2 separate regions of the Homo sapiens genome follow, and region 2 is linked to region 1. A link is a loop called in an ENCODE intact Hi-C map of the cell type or tissue named here. Cell type or tissue: ascending aorta. All regions are shown on one strand. Links, peaks and the distances in the headings refer to the core of each region. The heading gives the core; the rest is flanking DNA. Region 1 overlaps ELN (elastin). Region 2 overlaps EIF4H (eukaryotic translation initiation factor 4H).

Region 1 (2,615 bases), core at 1-2,500:
CCATCTTTAGAGGAGCCCCAGGTAGGGGGTTCCCCGAGGGGCCACCCTTCCCTCCTCCCTCCCCCCAGGAAGATAAGAGCACCAGCGTGTAGCACCAAGTTCCCCTGGAGATGGAGGCTGTGTGGAGGGGGAGCTCCTAGGTGGGAAGGGATGGGGTGGGGGGCCAGGACCACATGGCCCTTGCCTCTGAAGTAGGGGGCCTCCTGGTCGGGGCACTTGGCCGCTCCCCTCTTGTTTCCTTGCCCTGTGGATCTGCAAGGCCGCCCGGCCTGCCCGTTCCCTCCTGGGGTGGGGAGTCGGAGGGGCATGGGATGGGGTTACAAAGGGTTTACATTCTCCACCAAGCAGTAGCACCAACGTTGATGAGGTCGTGAGTCAGGGGTCCTAGGAAGCTCATTTTCTCTTCCGGCCACAAGCTTTCCCCAGGCAGGCCCCACCTGGACGGGAGGAGGTGCACATCACTGTGAGTCCGGCCCCTCTCAGTTTCGGCTCTAATCCCCGCCTGCTCTGACCCACTCGAATGGAGGCTCCAAGAAGCCAAGAGAAGCCAAGTCATGGCCCCAGGCCAAACTCAGACCTGATCCATGCCATCAACTTCCACTGGACAGATGGGGCGGGAGAAGCCCCCAAGATATTACTTGGATGAAACCAACGCTCGCAGAAAAGGGGGCAGGTCATGGGGCCTGGCTGGGGAAGGACGGGGCCTGGCACTGGCTCCTGGCTCCACTGCTCCAAGAAGCCTTTCGGGGAAAGGCTAAGAGCAGCTCCATCAAGGAACATGGGATGAAGGGAGAGTCAGTGTCTGCAGGAGACGGCCCTCTCAGGGAGTGGGGTGGACCCATACATCTGAGAGGGCATCAGATAAGTAAATCAAGGCCCAGTAGAGGGAGAGAGGGTCTTATCCACATAGTGTCTGAGCTGGGACTCAAACCCAGGATTCCTACCCCCTCCTGGGAATAGTCTGATGGGTGAACCCTGTTTCAAGGCATCAGTCTGTATTAGGTAAGGCACCATTGTCTAGTAGCGCGGCCCGGAGCAGTTCCTAACCCTGCTTGAGCCAGATATGGCTCCTTACCGCCACCTGGTGGCAGTGAGCAGAGAGTGGGGCAGGAACAGACATCTGCCTCTGAAGGTTTTTTTTTTTTTTTTTTTTTTTTTTTGAGACGCAATCGTCTTGCCCTGTCATCACCCAGGCTAGAGGGCAGTGGTGTAGTCTCAGCTCACTGCAACCTCCGCCTCCTGGGTTCAAGCAATTCTCCTGTCTCAGCCTCCAGAGTAGCTGGGATTACAGGCGTGCACCACCACACCTGGCTAATTTTTTTTTTTTTTTTGAGACGGAGTCTTGCTGTGCCGCCCAGGCTGGAGTGCAGTGGCGCAATCTCGGCTCACTGCAAGCTCCGCCTCCCGGGTTCACACCATGCTCCGCCTCCCGGGTTCACACCATTCTCCTGCGTGAGCCTCCCGAGTAGCTGAGACTACAGGTGCCCGCCACCATGCCCGGCTAATTTTTTGTATTTTTAGTAGAGACGGCCGGACGTGGTGGCTCACTCCTGTAATCCCAGCACTTTGGGAGGCCGAGGCGGGCGGATCACGAGGTCAGGAGTTCGAGACCAGCCTGGCCAATATGGTGAAACCCCGTCTCTACTAAAAATACAAAAATTAGCTGGGCGTAGTGGTGTATGCCTGTAGTCCCAGCTACTTGGGAGGCTGAGGCAGAAGAATCGCTTGAACCTAGGAGGCAGAGGTTGCAGTGAGCCAAGATCGTGCCACTGCACTCCAGCCTGGGCAACAGAGCAAGACTCCATCTCAAAAAAAAAAAGAAGACTATAGTATTTTTAGTAGAGACGGGGTTTCACCGTTTCAGCCAGGATGGTTTCCATCTCCTGACCTCGTGATCCACCTGCCTTGGCCTCCCAAAGGGCTGGGATTACAGGCGTGAGCCACCACACCCGGCTAATTTTAGTATTTTTAATAGAGACAGGGTTTCGCCATGTTGGCCAGGCTGGTCTTGAACTCCTGACCTCAGGTGATCTGCCCTCCTCAGCCTCCCAAAGTGCTGGGATTACAGGTGTGAGCCATCACACCTGGCCATGAACTGTGTTTTTAAAAAGCAAATGTTCCCTGTGTTTATAAGAGGTCAGCAAGAAGGAGGGGAGGCTCTACATTCAGCTCGGGGTCCAGCCTCGTGTGACCTGAGGCTGTGGGGTCCACCCCTGGGTGCTGGCTCAGCCCTTCTGAGCAGGAGATGGCACAGGAGAGGAGGGAGGAGGTGGCTGCAGCTCCAGGGCAGGGCCCAGGGGCAGGGAGCCTGGCATACCTGGGAAAATGGGAGACAATCCGAAGCCAGGTCTTGCTGCCACTCCTGCAGGAGAGATTTCAGGTTGGTGGGTTGGTAGGGGTGGAAACTGACTCCAGCCTCATCACTTTCTGCCTGCACTGGCTCACCCAAGACCTCTGTCTGGGATCACCTCCTCTCCATCCCCCCCACTATATAATTTTTTATATTTTATTTTATTATTATTTTTTTGAGATGGGGTCTTGCTCTGTCACCCAGGCTGGAGTGCAGTGGTGCGATCTTGGCTCACTGCAACCTCCGCTTCCCAGGCTCCAGTGAT
Region 2 (14,640 bases), core at 2,980-5,479, 140 kb before region 1:
TTTTTTTGAGACAGGGTCTCACTCGGTCCAGAGGTGAAGCTGAATTTGAACCCAGACCCCAAAGCCTGGCTTCCTCACTGGGACCCCCTGACTGGCTCCTCCTCACACAATGGGAACAAGCCTGCAACAGTTTCCCTTCAGCCCCAGACTGTGCACCTGGATAGAGGTTACCTGCTGTTCTTTCCCCTTTTTTAAAATTTTTTTTGAGATGGGGTCTCACCCGGTCACTCAGGCTGGAGTGCAGTGGTGCAATCTCAGCTCACTGCAACCTCTGCCTCCCAGGCTCAAACGATCCTCCCACCTCAGCCTCCAGAGTTAGCTGGAACCCCAGGTGCATGCCACCACGCCCAGCTAATTTTTGTATTTTTTTTTTTTTGTAGAGACAAGGTCTCACTATGTTGCCCAGGCTGGTCTTGAACTCCTGGCCTTAAGCGATCCTCCATCCTCAGCCTCCCAAAGTGCAGGGATTACAGGCGTGAGGCCACCGCGCCTGGTCCCATTGAACCCGGTGTTTATCCCACCTGCTGGAGACACCAGGGAAGAGCATGACGGTCCCCCACCTCCTATATGTCTGGCATTTCAGAACCTTGGCCCCCAGTCCTGGACGCCTCTAGGCCTGGGACCCTGGCTCTGGGGTCCCACTCTCAGCTTGGGGCTAGGTTTCTCTTTTAGCCTTGGCCGCGGTGTCCCGGCCTGGCCAGAAAGAGGTGGCCGCGGAGACGAGCGGCTAGGCCCGCTGCTGCCACCTCGTGGACAAGGAGGGTAGCACATGCTCCAGAGACCGGTTCTGAGAGATTCTGCAGGCGTCCGTGTCAGGAGCTCACCCTGCCTCCCTCTGTGGCCGGACTAGGACTGAAGCTAGGGCCATCAGACGCCCAGACCTGTGCCTGTGCGAGCAACCGCCACCCTCCCTTGTTCCATCCAGCAATGCCAAGTGCACTGGATTCAGGACCACGTTTCCTTCCCACGGTAACCGGTAAGAAGACAGAGGCTCACAGAGGTGAAGCTGGATTTGAACCCAGAGGCCAAAGCCTGGCTTCCTTGCTGGGACCCCCTGACTGGCTCCTCCTCACACAATGGGAACAAACCTGCATCTGTTTCCCTCCAGCCCCAGACTATGCACCTGGACAGGACTTACCTGCTGTTCTTTTTCTTTCTTTTTTTCTCATTTTTTTTTTTTAGATGGGGTCTTGCTTGGTCACCCAGGCTGGAGAGCGGTGCGGCGATCTCGGCTCACTGCAAACTCTGCCTCCCGGGTTCAAGCAATTCTCCTGCTTCAGCCTCCTGAGTAGTTGGGATTACATACACCTGCCACCACGCCCGGCTAATTTTTTGTACTTTTAGTACAGACGGGGTTTCACTATGTTGGCCAGGCTGGTCTCAAACTCCTGGATTCAAGTAATCTGCCTGCTCGGCCTCCCAGAGTGCCGGGATTACACTGCACCCAGTCTGTTCTGGTTTTTGTTTTTTGTTTGTTTGTTTTTGTTTTTTTTTGACAGGGTCTTGCTCTGTCACCTATGCTGGAGTGCAGCGGCAAGATCATAGCTCACTGCAGCCTCCAACTCTCGGGCTCAAGTGATCCTTCCACCTCTGCCTCGCCTGTAGGTGGGACTACAGGTGCAGGCCACTGTGCTTGGCTCATTTTAAAACTTTGTAGTGATGGGGTCTCACTGTGTTGCCCAGGCTGTTCTTGAATGCCTGGGTTCAAGTGATCCTCCCACCTTAGCCTCCCAAAGTGCTGGGATTACAGGCATGAGCCATCGCACCCAGCCTACCTGCTCTGTTCTAGCTCCCTGCTTCCTTCACGGGCCTGGGCACTGGTAGGTGCTGGAGGGAAATGGTCTGTGAAAGGACCTCATATGCAAAACGATCTTACAGACAGAAGCGTGGTCTTTTTTTTTTTTTTTTTTTTTGAGATGGAGTCTCATTCTGTCACCCGGGCTGGAGTGCAGTAGCATGATCTCGGCTCACCTCTGCCTCTGCCTCCTGGGTTCCAGCGATTCTCCTGCCTCAGCCTCCCTAGTAGCTGGGATCACAGGCACCTACCACCACACCCAGCTAATATTTGTATTTTTAGTAGAGACTGGGTTTCACTATGTTGGCCAGGCTGGTCTCGAACTCCTGACCTCAGGTGATCCACCTGCCTCAGTTTCCCAAAGTGTTGGGATTACAGGCGTGAGCTACGGCACCCAGCCAATAAGTCTGGTCTTGCACAGCTGGGAGAGGGGTAGATCTCTGCACTGTTTTGTCCAGACCCAGGGCTTGCCCGTCATAGGAAAAGAGGATGCATGTTCCAGCAAGATAATGAGAGGCAGCCCTCCAGAACAGGCAAGAATGCTATATGCGTCTCAGTCTATAATTTGTGTGATAGCATCAAGGTTGACATGCTCTTACCCTAGGGACAATAAATAAAGTGGGGGCCCGGCAGAGTGGCTCACACCTGTAATTCCAGCACTTTGGGAGGCTGAGGCAGGAGGATCGAGCCCAGGAGTTCAAGACCAGCCTGGCCAACATGGCAAGACCCGGTCTCTACAAAAAAATTATAAAAATTAGCTGGGCGTGTTGGTGCACCAGGAGCTATGATCGCGCCACTGCACTCCAGCCTGCGGTGACAGAGCGAGCCCATACCCAGGATGTTTTCTGGAATAGATGAGAAGGCGGCAGTGGAGCAATGAAGGGGACTCGCCCCATAACCAAAAAGGAGGAGTTTCACTTCCCCTGGGAAGGGATCTAAACTGGTGACTGGGGGTCAGGTCTTTCCAAAGGCCACCAATAACGCGTTGGGTTGCTGGTCTATTTTCTCTTTGTTCACCCCAGCTGGGATCAGATCGTTGCACATTTGTCTCCAGGTAACAATAACTAGGTGTTGTAGGCTTCCCTTCTTGAGCCCTACAGACTTGCTTCGCCCTTTTCCCTTTGGTTAAGAGCTGGCCCTGGTCTTTATCTCTTCCCTTTCTCCCTCCCTCCTTCCTTTCCCCCCTCCTTCCTTCCCTCCCTCTTTCCCTTTCTCCCTCCCTCCCTCCTTCCTTCCTTCCCTCTCCCTCCTTCCTTCCCTCCTTTCCCTTTCTTCCTCCCTCTTTCCTTCCCTCTCTCCCTACTTCCTTCCCTCCCTCCCTCCTTCCTTCCCTCCTTTCCCTTTCTCCCTCCCTCCCTCCCTCCTTCCTTCCCTCCTTTCCCTTTCTCCCTCCCTCCCTCCTTCCTTCCTTCCCTCCTTTCCCTTTCTCCCTCCCTCCCTCCTTCCTTCCCTCCCTCTTTCCCTCCCTCCCTCCCTTCCTCTTTCCCTCCCTCCTTCCTTCCCTCTCTCCCTCTGCCTCCCTCCTTCCTTCCCTCCCTGCCTCCTTCCTTCCTTCCCTCCCTGCCTCCTTCCCTCCTCTCCTTCCCTCATTCCCTCCCTCCCTTCCCTCCCTCTCCCTTCCTTCCTTCCCTCCCTGCCTCCTTCCCTCCCCTCCTTCCCTCATTCCCTCCCTTCCTTCCCTCCCTCCCTCCTTCCTTCCCTCCCTCCTTTTCCTTCCTTCCCTCTCTCCTTCCTTCCTCTTCTCTTTTTATTTCTTTCTCCTTCCTTTCCTTCCTTCTTCTATCTCTTTTTTTCTTTCCTCTCTCTCTCTTTTTCTTTCTTTCTTTCTCTCTCTCTTTTCCCTCCCCACCCTCTTTTACTTTCTTTTTTTAGAGACAGGATCTCACTCTGTCACCCAGGCTGCAGTGCACTGCTGTGATCTCAGCTCACTGCAGCCTCAGCCAAGTGGGCTCAAGCAATTCTCCCACTTCAGCCTCCAGAGTAGCTGGAGCTACGGGTATGCACCACTGTGCCCAGCTAATTGTCTTTATTTTTTTTTTTTTGCAGAGATAGGGAGGGGTGTCACTCCATTGCCCAGGCTGGTCTTGAACTCCCGGACCCAAGCGATCCTCAGGCCTCAGCCTCCCAAAGTGCTGGGATTACAGAGCTAACGCACCTAAGCCTTCCCTTTAAAACATTTTTTTAAACCCATATCCCTAAAGTTGCCTGGGACATCCTTCCCTTTTAAGAGCAGAACTGCTCCTGCCACAGAAAACAGAAGCCCAATGCTTGCGGCCATCAGCAGAATTATCGGAGAGAGGAAAAACTTTTCAACAGCTGCTGAGAGAAAGTTTAACCACAAGGGGGGGTGTGACTGTGGGACACTGGTGTGGGATGGTATTAGGTTGGCACAAAAGTAATTGTGGTTTTTACCATTACTTTCAATGCACGGCTGCGCCTGTAAATCCCAGATACTCGGGAGGCTGACGCTTGAACCCGGGAGGTGGAGGTTGCAGTGAGCCGAGATCACGCCACTGAACTGCAGCCTGGGTGACAGAATGACACCCTGTCTCAAAAAAAAAAAAAAAAAAGACAACAAACTAGACAGTTCCTGTTCAGTTGCATAAATTCTAGTGCACTTATATTTTTTTTTCCCCACAACTCAATCGTTTTTGGTATATTACATTATTTTTTTGAACTGTGATATAAATAACAAATGCTGGCAAGGATGTGAAGAAAAGGGAACCCTTGTACCCTACTGGTGGGAACATAAATTACTACACCCACTATGGAAAATGGTTTGGAGGTTCCTCACAAAACTAAAAATTGAGCTACCATATGATCCAGCAATCCCACTGCCGGGTATATACCCCAAAGAAAGGAATTTTGTACCTCGAAGAGATACCTGCACTGCCATATTTATTGCGCCACTGTTCACAACAGCCAAGATTTGGAAGAAATCTAAGTGTCCATCAACAGAAGAATGGAAAAAGAAAATGTGGTATTTATACACAAAGGAGTACTATTCAGCCATCCAAAAAGAATGAGATCCTGCCATTTGCAACGACATGGATGGAACTGGAGATTATGTTAAGTGAAATAAACCAGGCACAAAAACACAAACATCAGCCGGGCGCGGTGGCTCACGCCTGTAATCCCAGTACTTTGGGAGGCCGAGGCGGGCGGATCACGGGGTCAGGAGATCGAGACCATCCTGGCTAACGCGGTGAAACCCTGTCTCTACTGAAAATACAAAAAATTAGCTGGGCGTTGTGGCGAGCGTTTGTAGTTCCAGCTACTCAGGAGGCTGAGGCAGGAGAATGGCGTGAATCCAGGAGGCGAAACTTGCAGTGAGCCGAGATCGTGCCACTGCACTCCAGCCTGGGTGACAGAGCGAGACTCCGTCTCAAAAAGAAAAGAAAACAAAGCAAACACAAACATCGCATGTTCTCACTTATTTGTGGGATCTAAAAGTCAAAATAAGTGAACTCATGGACTTAAGAGACTAGGAGGGGCCGGGCGCGGTGGCTCACGCCTGTAATCCCAGCACTTTGGGAGGCCGAGGCGGGAGGATCATGAGGTCAGGAGATCGAGACCATCCTGGCTAACAAGGTGAAACCCCGTCTCTACTAAAAATACAAAAAATTAGCCGGGCGCGGTGGCGGGCGCCTGTAGTCCCAGCTACTCGGGAGGCTGAGGCAGGAGAATGGCGTGAACCCGGGAAGCGGAGCTTGCAGTGAGCCGAGATTGCGCCACTGCAGTCCGCAATCCGGCCTGGGCGACAGAGCGAGACTCCGTCTCAAAAAAAAAAAAAAAAAAGAGACTAGAAGGATGGTTACCGGAGGCTGGTAGTAGAGGCTTGTGGGGGGAGGTGGGGATAGTTAATGGGTACAAAAAAAAGTAGAGCCGGCCGGGTGCGGTGGCTCAAGCCTGTAATCCCAGCACTTTGGGCGGCTGAGGTGGGTGGATCACGAGGTCAGGAGTTTGAGATCAGCCTGGCCAACATAGTGAAACCCTGTCTCTACTAAAAATACCAAAATTAGCCGGGCATGGTGGCGCGCGCCTGTAGTCCCAGCTACTCGGGAGACTGAGGCAGGAGAATCGCTTGTACCCGGAAGGTGGAGGTTGTGGTGAGCCGAGATGGCGCCACTGCACTCCTGCCTGGGCAACAAGATCCAAACTCTGTCTCAAAAAAAAAAAAAAAAAAAAAAAGTAGAATGGGCTGGTGGTGGCTCACGTCTACAATCCCGGCACTTTGGGAGGGGGAGGCGGGTGGATCACCTGAGGTCAGGAGTTTGAGACCAGCCTGGCCAACATGGCGAAACCCCATCTCTACTAAAAACACACAAAAAATTAGCCTGGTGTGATGGCACGCACCTGTAGTCCCAGCTACTCACGAGGCTGAGGCAGGAGAATCATTTGAACTCGGGAGGTGGAGACTGCAGTGACCTGAGATGGCGCCACTGCACTCCAGCCTGGGCAACAAGATCGAAACTCTGTCTCAAAAAAAAAAAAAAAAAAAAAAAAAAAAAAAAAAAAAAGAATGAATAAGTGAATAAGACCTACTATTTCATAGCACAACAGGGTGACTATAGTCAATCATATCTTAATTGTATATTTTAAAAATAACTTAATGTAATCGGATTGTTTGTAACTCAAAGGATAAATGCCTGGGGGGATGGATGCCCGTTCTCCATAATGAGCTTATTTCATATTACATGCCTGTATCAAAACATTACATGTAGCCCATAAATATATACATCTACTATGCACACACACACACACACACAATTTTTTTTTTAGACAGTGTCAGCTCTGGAGTGCTATGGCACGATCTCATTTCACCACAACCTCCACTTCCCAGGTTCAAGCGATTCCCCTGCCTCAGCCTCCTGAGTAGCTGGGATTACAGGCGCTACAGGCGCCTGCCACCACGCCCAGCTAATTTTTGTATTTTTAGTAGAGATGAGGTTTCACCACGTTGGGAAGGCTGGTCTCAAACTCCTGACCTCAAGTGATCCACTCACCTTGGCAAAGTGCTGTGACAGGCATGAGCCACCGTGCCTGGCCCCACAAAAATTTTTAAATTTTAATGTTTAAATTTAAAATTTTTTTATTTTTATTATTATTTTTTGAGACAGAGTCTCACTCTTGTTGCCCAGGCTGGAGTACAGTGGTGCAATCTTGGCTCACTGCATCCTCCACCTCCTGGGTTCAAGCGATTCTCCTGCTTCAGCCTCCCGAGTAGCTGGGATGACAGGCAGGAGCCACCACACCTGGCTAATTTTTGTATTTTTAGTTGAGACAGAGTTTCGCCATGTTGGCCAGGCTGGTCTCAAACTCCTGACCTCAGGTGATCTGCCTGCCTCGGCCTCCCAAAGTACTGGGATTACAGGGGTGAGCCACCACACCCAGGCCTGTTATATTGTATATATTTTATCACCGTTTTTTAAAAAAAATTTTATGCTAGGCCCAGGCTGGTCTTAAACTCCTGACCTCAAGCCATCTCCCCACCTTGGCCTCCCAAAGTGCTGGGATTACAGGCGTGACCACGGTACCTAGCCTCATACATTCCTTAAAGCTGACTAAAGCTATCGTTTTTTTTTTTTGGAGACGGAATCTCACTCAGGCTGGGGTGTAGTGGTGGAATCTCAGCTTACCGCAACCTCCACCTCCTGGGTTCAAGTGATTCTCCTGCCTCAGCCTCCCTAGTAGCTGGAACTGTGAGCCACCATGCCCGGCTAATTTTTGTGTTTTTAGCAGAGATGGGGTTTTGTCATGTTGGCCAGGCTGGTCTCAAACTGCTGACCTTAAGTGATCCATCCGCCTCAGCCTCCCAAAGCGCTGGGATTATAGGCATGAGTCACCTCGCCAAGCCTCTGGTGAGCATATTCTTAACTTCAGAGTATAATGCATGAGAAAGACTTCTACCGATTCCAAGGAATCTAGGTGCAATTTAAAGAATTTCTGGGCTACCTGAAACCCTCCTCTGACACCCCCGCCATCCCAATCTCGTTTAGAAGGACAAGCTCAGCCGCTTACCTCGTCTCCCACGGTGAAGGAAAGAACAGGATATAGGTTATCTGCAGTGTCCAAACCGAGTACCGAAGAACCTGCCGCAGTGAAATAGTGTGCTTTGATTTGTATATTCAGTATTTTACAGAGTTACAGGGTGTTTACAGATGGGGAACAGTAGGTTATAATTTTAAGTACATAGTATTCATTATTTTTCTTTCATGACCAAAACATGCAAAGGGAAGACTTGTTTTTTTTTTTTAGACTGAGTCTTGCTCTGTCGCCCAGGCTGGAGTGCAGTGGCGCGATCTCGGCTCACTGCAAGCTCCCCCTCGGGTTCACGCGATTCTCCTGCCTCAGCCTCCCGAGTAGCTGAGACTACAGGTGCGTGTGCCACCACGCCAGGATAATTTTTGTATTTTTAGTAGAGATGGAGTTTCACCATGTTGGCCAGGATGGTCTTGATCTCCTGACCTCGTGATCGGCCCACCTCAGCCTCCCAAAGTGCTGGGATTACAAGCGTGAGCCACCGAGCCCAGTCTAGGAAAACCCTTAAGACTGGAAGTGTTCATGAGTCTGTCAACCTCACAAATGAGAAAGTGACTTAAAACATCTCAGCATTGGCCTGGCGTGGTAGCTCATGCTTGTAATCCTAGCACTTTCGGAGGCCAAGGTGGGAAGATCTCTTGAGCTTAGGAGTTTGAGAAGAGTCTGGGCAACATGGTGAAACCTCTACAAAAATTGAAATAGGCCAGGTGCAGTGGCTCACGCCTGTAATCCCAGCCCTTTGGAGGCCAAGGTGGGTGGATCCACCTGAGGTCAGGAGTTTGAGACCAGCCTGCCCAACATGGTGAAACCCCATCTCTACTAAAAACACAAAAATTAGCTGGGCGTGGTGGCATGTGCCTATAATCCCTGCTACTAGGGAGGCTGAGGTGGGAGGATCGCTGGAACCCAAGAGGCGGAGGTTGCAGTGAGCTGAGATTACACCATTGCACTCCACCCTGGGTGGCAGAGCATGACTCTGTCTCAAAGAAAAATAAATACAAAATAAAATAAAATCTTAAAACATCCAGCCAGGCGCAGTGGCTCATGCCTGTAATCCCAGCACTTTGGGAGGCAGAGGCAGGTGGATTACCTGAGGTCAGGAGTTCGAGATCAGCCTGGGCAACACGGTGAAAACCTGTCTCTACTAAAAATGCAAAATTAGCCGCGCGTGGTGGCCCATGCCTATAATCACAGCTACTCAGGAGGCTGAGGCAGGAGAATCGCTTGAACCTGGGAGGTGGAGGATACAGTAAGCCGAGATCGTGCCATTGCATTCCAGCCTGGGCAACAAGAGTAAATCTCCATCTCACCAAAAAAAAAAAAAAAAAAAAAAAAAACAAAAACCAAAAAAACAAAACATCCAGATGTGGCCAGGGTCTGACTTCAGAGAAGCCCAGTGAGCCTGGCCCCAGTGACCAGCTCCCTGGGAAGTCTTCCTTCAGGTTTTAGGCCGTTTCACCACCCTAAAGGCAAGGTCAACCCGTGTTCTAGGTTAATCAGCTCTTCTTGTTCTAGACTTAATCTCTGTTAAGTAATGTCCTTCATTGAGAAAACCAGGCTATTCCCTAGAAATCACCAACTAAAAATAGATGTCAGGGCCAGGCATGGTGGCTTGTGCCTATAATCCCAGCAATTTGGGAGACTGAGGTGGGTGGATCACTTGAGGTCAGGAGTTTGAGACCAGCCTAGTCAACATGGTGAAACCCCATCTCTACTATACAAAAATTAGCTAGGCATGGTGGTGGGTGCCTGTAGTCCCTGATACTTGGGAGGCTGACAAGAGGATCATTTGAACCCGTGAGGCGGAGGCTGCAGTGAGCCGAGATCACGCCACTGCACTCCTGTCTGGGTGACAGAGGGAGACCCTGTCTCTGAAACACCGGTCCTCTCTACCACCTACTCTTGGGTAGAAAGTAGTTGAAGCAAAAGAGTTACTCTAGGCTCCCACCTGAACAGCCCTTGCCTGCCTTACTAAAATTTAGTCGTGGTCCGGGGTCCTCCATCACCAGACAATGCTCCTACCTCAAGGTAGGCAAGGTCTGCCTTGGCCAGGCCCTTCCAAAGTCAGCCAGGACTTTGCCAAACACGCATTCATGCCCCGCACCTTGCCCACTCAGCTCTTCTTTGTCTGCCTAAGTCAATTTTAACACTATCCAATACCAACCTATAGCAGCACCTCCCCAGAGTCAGGATCTGCTGTCAGGAAGCAGCAGCCCTCCCAGCCATGAGGGGCACCTAGAATTTCGTTTACAAGCAGTTGTTAAAAGAAGCCACATGTTGTGTAAATGCTTGATTTCTTCCATCTTGGGAAAAAAATGTTCCTTTACCTAACCAAAAACAGCCAGACTTTCAAGGTTTCTGCCTGGTTGGGAAAAGGACATTTTTAGCAAGTGAGGGGAAAAAATTGGCATCCTATTTCTAATCATCACCAGCTTTTAAAATAACTTCACTCATCCCAGAATTAAAATGACAGGAAGACTCTTCCATTTCAATGGTGCTTCCCAAATTTAAAATTGTTACATTCCATGAGCAGCTAAAAAGAACTCAAAAATAAAGGCAAGCATTAAATATTACGTAAGGTTTTCTTTTATTTAAAAGATCATTCACAAAATACCATATCCATAGATTTACTTTCTGTCATATAGCTGAATGTGTTAAGTGTTTGGAATTCCATTCTTACATTTAAAAGTCAACTGGATTGCCCAGCAGTTTAGATGCATGTGTTTTGTTCTTTATCTTATCCACATTGAAGATGTAAGTAGGTCATCTGAAAGCATCGGGTTTGATTACACCACATAATGCATGTCTTTCTGAAGTTAAGTGTTGGTGTTACACAAATGGTTCTTATCTCAGAAGCAGAGAAGCTGACAGGTGGAAGGAAGGAGAGAGAGTTCTGTGGATTGCTGAGGCCTTGTAACAAGACACAGTAGGAAAAGCCCAGGATGACGGCTGGTGACCAAATACTAAGCACATTCCGCTGGGTGCCCCAGGCCACCCTGGCCCTGCCATCACCTGGCGAGGGCCTCTTTCCCAGGCTCCTGCTGCCGGCCGCCCCCAAACTGCTCCCCATAGGACAGACTGGGACTTGGGTACTGAAGGATTTTTCATCTGTTCACACGCAGGCGTTCAAGCTCAAAAGCCTAACCCCTAGCACTCCCACATAACTGCTGAACCCTGCACATGGGAACAGTCCAGTGTGTCCCCAAGATGTGGCCGCAGACCTAGACAGCTGCAGTCCTCTACTGCTATCTGAAGGTTCCTGACAGCTCTGCATAGTACAATTTATCAAAGGAAATGAGTAAAGTGCCAGATTCTAGACCCATTTTGGCTCTGAACTGAAGGGGAGGTGGGAAGCACAGTATCTCATTATGTTGCCTATACTAGGAACAGATCCACACAACACACAGGCAACAGGGATGGGGGGAAACGCTGCGTCAGCGCCGCAGTCAGCCCAGTGCAGCACCAGCACCACCCCCTCCACCCCCAAAGCGCCTTGGCCCAGCAGAAAAGAAACCCGCTGGCCATTCACTGCACCCAGCCAGAGAGGCCAGCCTCCACCACGCACGGCGAAAGGAGTGAACTAGCTGGGACACACACACGTGTGAATGCATGCAAGCATTCACTGCATCTTCTCCGTGGACTCCCTACCGCTCTTCCATAGCCCCCCCTTTCAGCCTCACTGTTTCTCGTGTGAGCCTATCTGCTTGGACAGTCCACTCGGGAGGGGGTCATGGAGCCAGGACTCCCTCTAAATAGGAATGGAAAGGACCCTGCAGATATTTTTATCCTAGTTGTGAAAACAAGGTGCCTCTGATTCTCTATATCCATCACAGCTGAATACCAACAAGGTCTCTGCTGTTCCCTCTGTCAGTGACTCTGGTTTTTGTTGGAAGCCCCAGCAATACAGAACTCAACATGCAGGTCAGAAGAGAAGCACTGAGGGAATGAAAGGAAACGCCTGGAGTTGGGCCAGTGTCTAAAGTAAAGAGAAAGCAAAGGAAAAATGACGCAGCACCGCAGCCCAAACGCCCCCCCACGGCGGCCACCTCTGCTCCTCCGAGGAACCCCATGTGCTGCTGGGAAAACAAGGAGCAGGAGAAAAAGGACAGAAGGAAAATGGGGAAGCAGCGGAAGAAAGAAAAAAACGCACAAACAGGCACTAGATAGATACAGCAAAGCCCAGAATGTACTAAAAACCACTTGTTAACAGCTGACATGCACTCACAAGCTGTGTTTCCGCTGTGAGGAGGCCAATGGCAGGCGCAGGAGTGGCGGCTGCAGGACGGCTGCCCGGGGACTCACCAGGCTGTGGTCCTGCTCTAACCCCCCACGCCCCATTCCCTCCCAACCGCAGGCTCATTCTTGCTCCTTTTGAACGACTTCCTCTCTAGGCCTGGCACCCCCGAAGATAGCAGAGTTGGGATTGGCTACTTGATTGAGGGGCGTCGCGACTGTTCGAGGTTTAAGCTGGAGTCGTGGTCTCTGTGCTCTTTCCTCTGGGGGAGAAAAAGCAGAGTTTGTCAGAGTGTGGATCCCATTCCATATCCAGCAAAACGACCATGCTGATGTTGCTGTCAGCAAACCAGCCCACTTTCTAAAATTCACCTGGCCTGCTACCCCAACAGCAGATGCTCTAATGACCAAGGTGAACTTGCTATTCCAGAGAACGTGGGGATCTATGCCGACAACTCTGTGTGCCGTAGAACGCCAAGTCCCCACGGGGTGTGAACCGGCCATGATCATCCCATCAGGACAAGATGCCCTCCACTGACACATGAGCCCGTACCTTCTGTGGGTTCTCTGAAATCCATGTTGGATCCACGGAGGGGAGGGCCATCTCTGAAGCGGCTGCCCATGGGGGGGCCTGTTCGCCGGTCGCCTGGGCGACTACCTCCCCTGCCCCCTAAGAAGTCATCCCTGAAGCCTGAGGAAGAAACAGGACACTGAATTACTTTTCAAACTATCGTCTCCAAGCTGCTTATAGAATAATGTTCTGGGAATTGTTTGAGTTTCATTTTAAATTCTTTAGTTTGTCCACTATCTGAAGTCTCTCCAAAATAAAGTGTGTTAAAAGTGGGTCCAAATGCCAATGTGTGGAGTAATGACAGCGCTAACAGACTTCCCAAAGAAAAAGGAATCAAGATCTTAGGAGAGCAAACAAACGAGCTGTTTACATGCTCAGCTTGCATGAAAAGTAGAAAAATATTAATACCACGAAACTGTATTTTAATACGGCTTAAGCAAAACAAGAAAGCCTCAAAGCAGGTTGAACTCTATTTTCTAATAGAAATCTATACAGCTATTTTAAAAGATAAACCTGAAATTTAGAAGTATTTACAACTCAGAACACAAAAATCACAAGAAAACGCTATATGAAGACAAAATAAAAACACAAAGTCCCAATTTTCCTGTTTTGGCTGCGTTTTAGGTGTGGGCCATTCTACAAGCAAAGCACCTGTGTGGTAAACAAAGCAGTTATCCGAAATTGGCCATGCCCTACACAGAGGGGCATGAGCAGAGAGCACAGCGCCTCACCCCCACCGGCGCCTCCTGTGGGGGCAAAGCGTTCTTTCCCCATTCATTTGTGTGCCTGCTAAGTGGGCTCTTGGCAGAAGTAAACTGCATCTCATTTAGAAATGCTGAATTCCCACTGGTGTGTAGGAGGAAAGAGTATTTTCTCAATGGTCTTAAGGGGCCTTCAGGCTTGTACTTCAGTGAAAGCTAAACTTTAACTGTATAACCTACTGATGTTAAAATTTGGTAAAAAGACTGGTTCACGCCTGTAATCCCAGCACTTTGGGAGGCTGAGGTGGGAGGTGAGTATAGGAGTTCAGGACCAGACTGGGCAACACAGTGAGACTCACTCTCTACAAAAAACACAAAAATTAGCTGGGCATGGTGGCGCACGCCTGGGGTTCCAGCTACTCATGAGGCTGAGGCAGGATAATCGCTCGAACCTGGAAGGTAGAGGGTGCAGTGAGCCAAGATCGTGCCATTACACTTCAGCCTGGGTGATGAAGTGAGACTCTGTCTCAAGGAAAAAAAAAAAAAACTGGCGAAAAGAAGTTAAACCATAATTAAACAAATGAGCTTGCTGCTGTTGGTTGCGCACTCAGGGGGTGCCACTGCTACTCTCTGCGAGAGTGGTGCCAAGGCTCCAAGCTTTCAGGGAGCTTGTCTTTGAGAAGAACCCCCAGAGCCCGCAGTATGCACTATACAGTCATCCTCATTATCCACAGATCCCATATTTGCAAATCCACCCAGTCGCTAAAATTCATGTGTAATCCCAAGCTAGATACCAGCAGCATTTCTCCAGTCAGTCCTGGACCTGCACAGATGCGACGATCCCAGCTGAGGCAGAAAACGATAATGCTCTGCCTGTTTCAGTTATTAGCTGTCAAGTCTTTTCACGATGAGTGTCGGGTGTTTTGCCCTTTGGGCTTTTTCTGGTGACATCGCTGTCTGAAGTGGCCCCAGGTGCAGTGTGAAGTGCTGTCTGCTGTTCTTAAGTGCAGGCTGGCTGTCAGGTGTCTTACAGACAAAACCGGTGTGGGATGAGCTTTCTAACAGGCTGAAATGATGGCACCACAGACTACTTACTACAGCTGGCCCTGAGTTCAATGTTAACACTATTAAATGAATCAACACTAACATTAAATGAGGCGTCTTTAAAATCAAGGTCACATAGGCTGGGTGTGGTGGCTCACGCCTGTAATCCCAGCACTCTGGGAGGCAGAGGTGGGCAGATCACCTGAGGCTGGGAGTTCGAGACCAGCCTGACCAACACGGAGAGACCCCGTCTC

What was found. A loop is a pair of places that touch in the nucleus more often than their neighbours do. Peaks named below come from ENCODE experiments on the same cell type or tissue, not always from the same donor. Only the 100,000 strongest peaks of a DNase experiment are listed, where the experiment ranks them.
Region 2: it touches region 1 in a loop (6-fold over the local background); 53 of 110 quality-filtered maps call a loop at or near these places.

The regions. Positions count from the first base shown.
Region 1 is chr7:74,066,479-74,069,093 of GRCh38, reverse strand. It overlaps ELN (elastin), which reads right to left. Exons shown (of 33, transcript NM_000501.4): 32 at 2,318-2,362; 33 at 1-437. The coding sequence ends at 394. Among named protein-coding and RNA genes, the nearest start is that of ELN-AS1, 5.5 kb to the right of the region's middle. In ascending aorta, for the core only: a CTCF peak has its summit at 1,079 (motif pointing left); DNase peaks (open chromatin) are centred at 150, 663, 1,053 and 1,383; H3K27ac peaks cover 2,102 bases.
Region 2 is chr7:74,192,862-74,207,501 of GRCh38, reverse strand. EIF4H (eukaryotic translation initiation factor 4H) reads right to left here. Exons shown (of 7, transcript NM_022170.2): 6 at 12,624-12,761; 7 at 10,406-12,333. The coding sequence ends at 12,194. Among named protein-coding and RNA genes, the nearest start is that of MIR590, 9.0 kb to the right of the region's middle. RefSeq lists enhancers at 3,753-3,842, 10,862-11,363. In ascending aorta, for the core only: a CTCF peak has its summit at 4,119; a DNase peak (open chromatin) is centred at 4,147.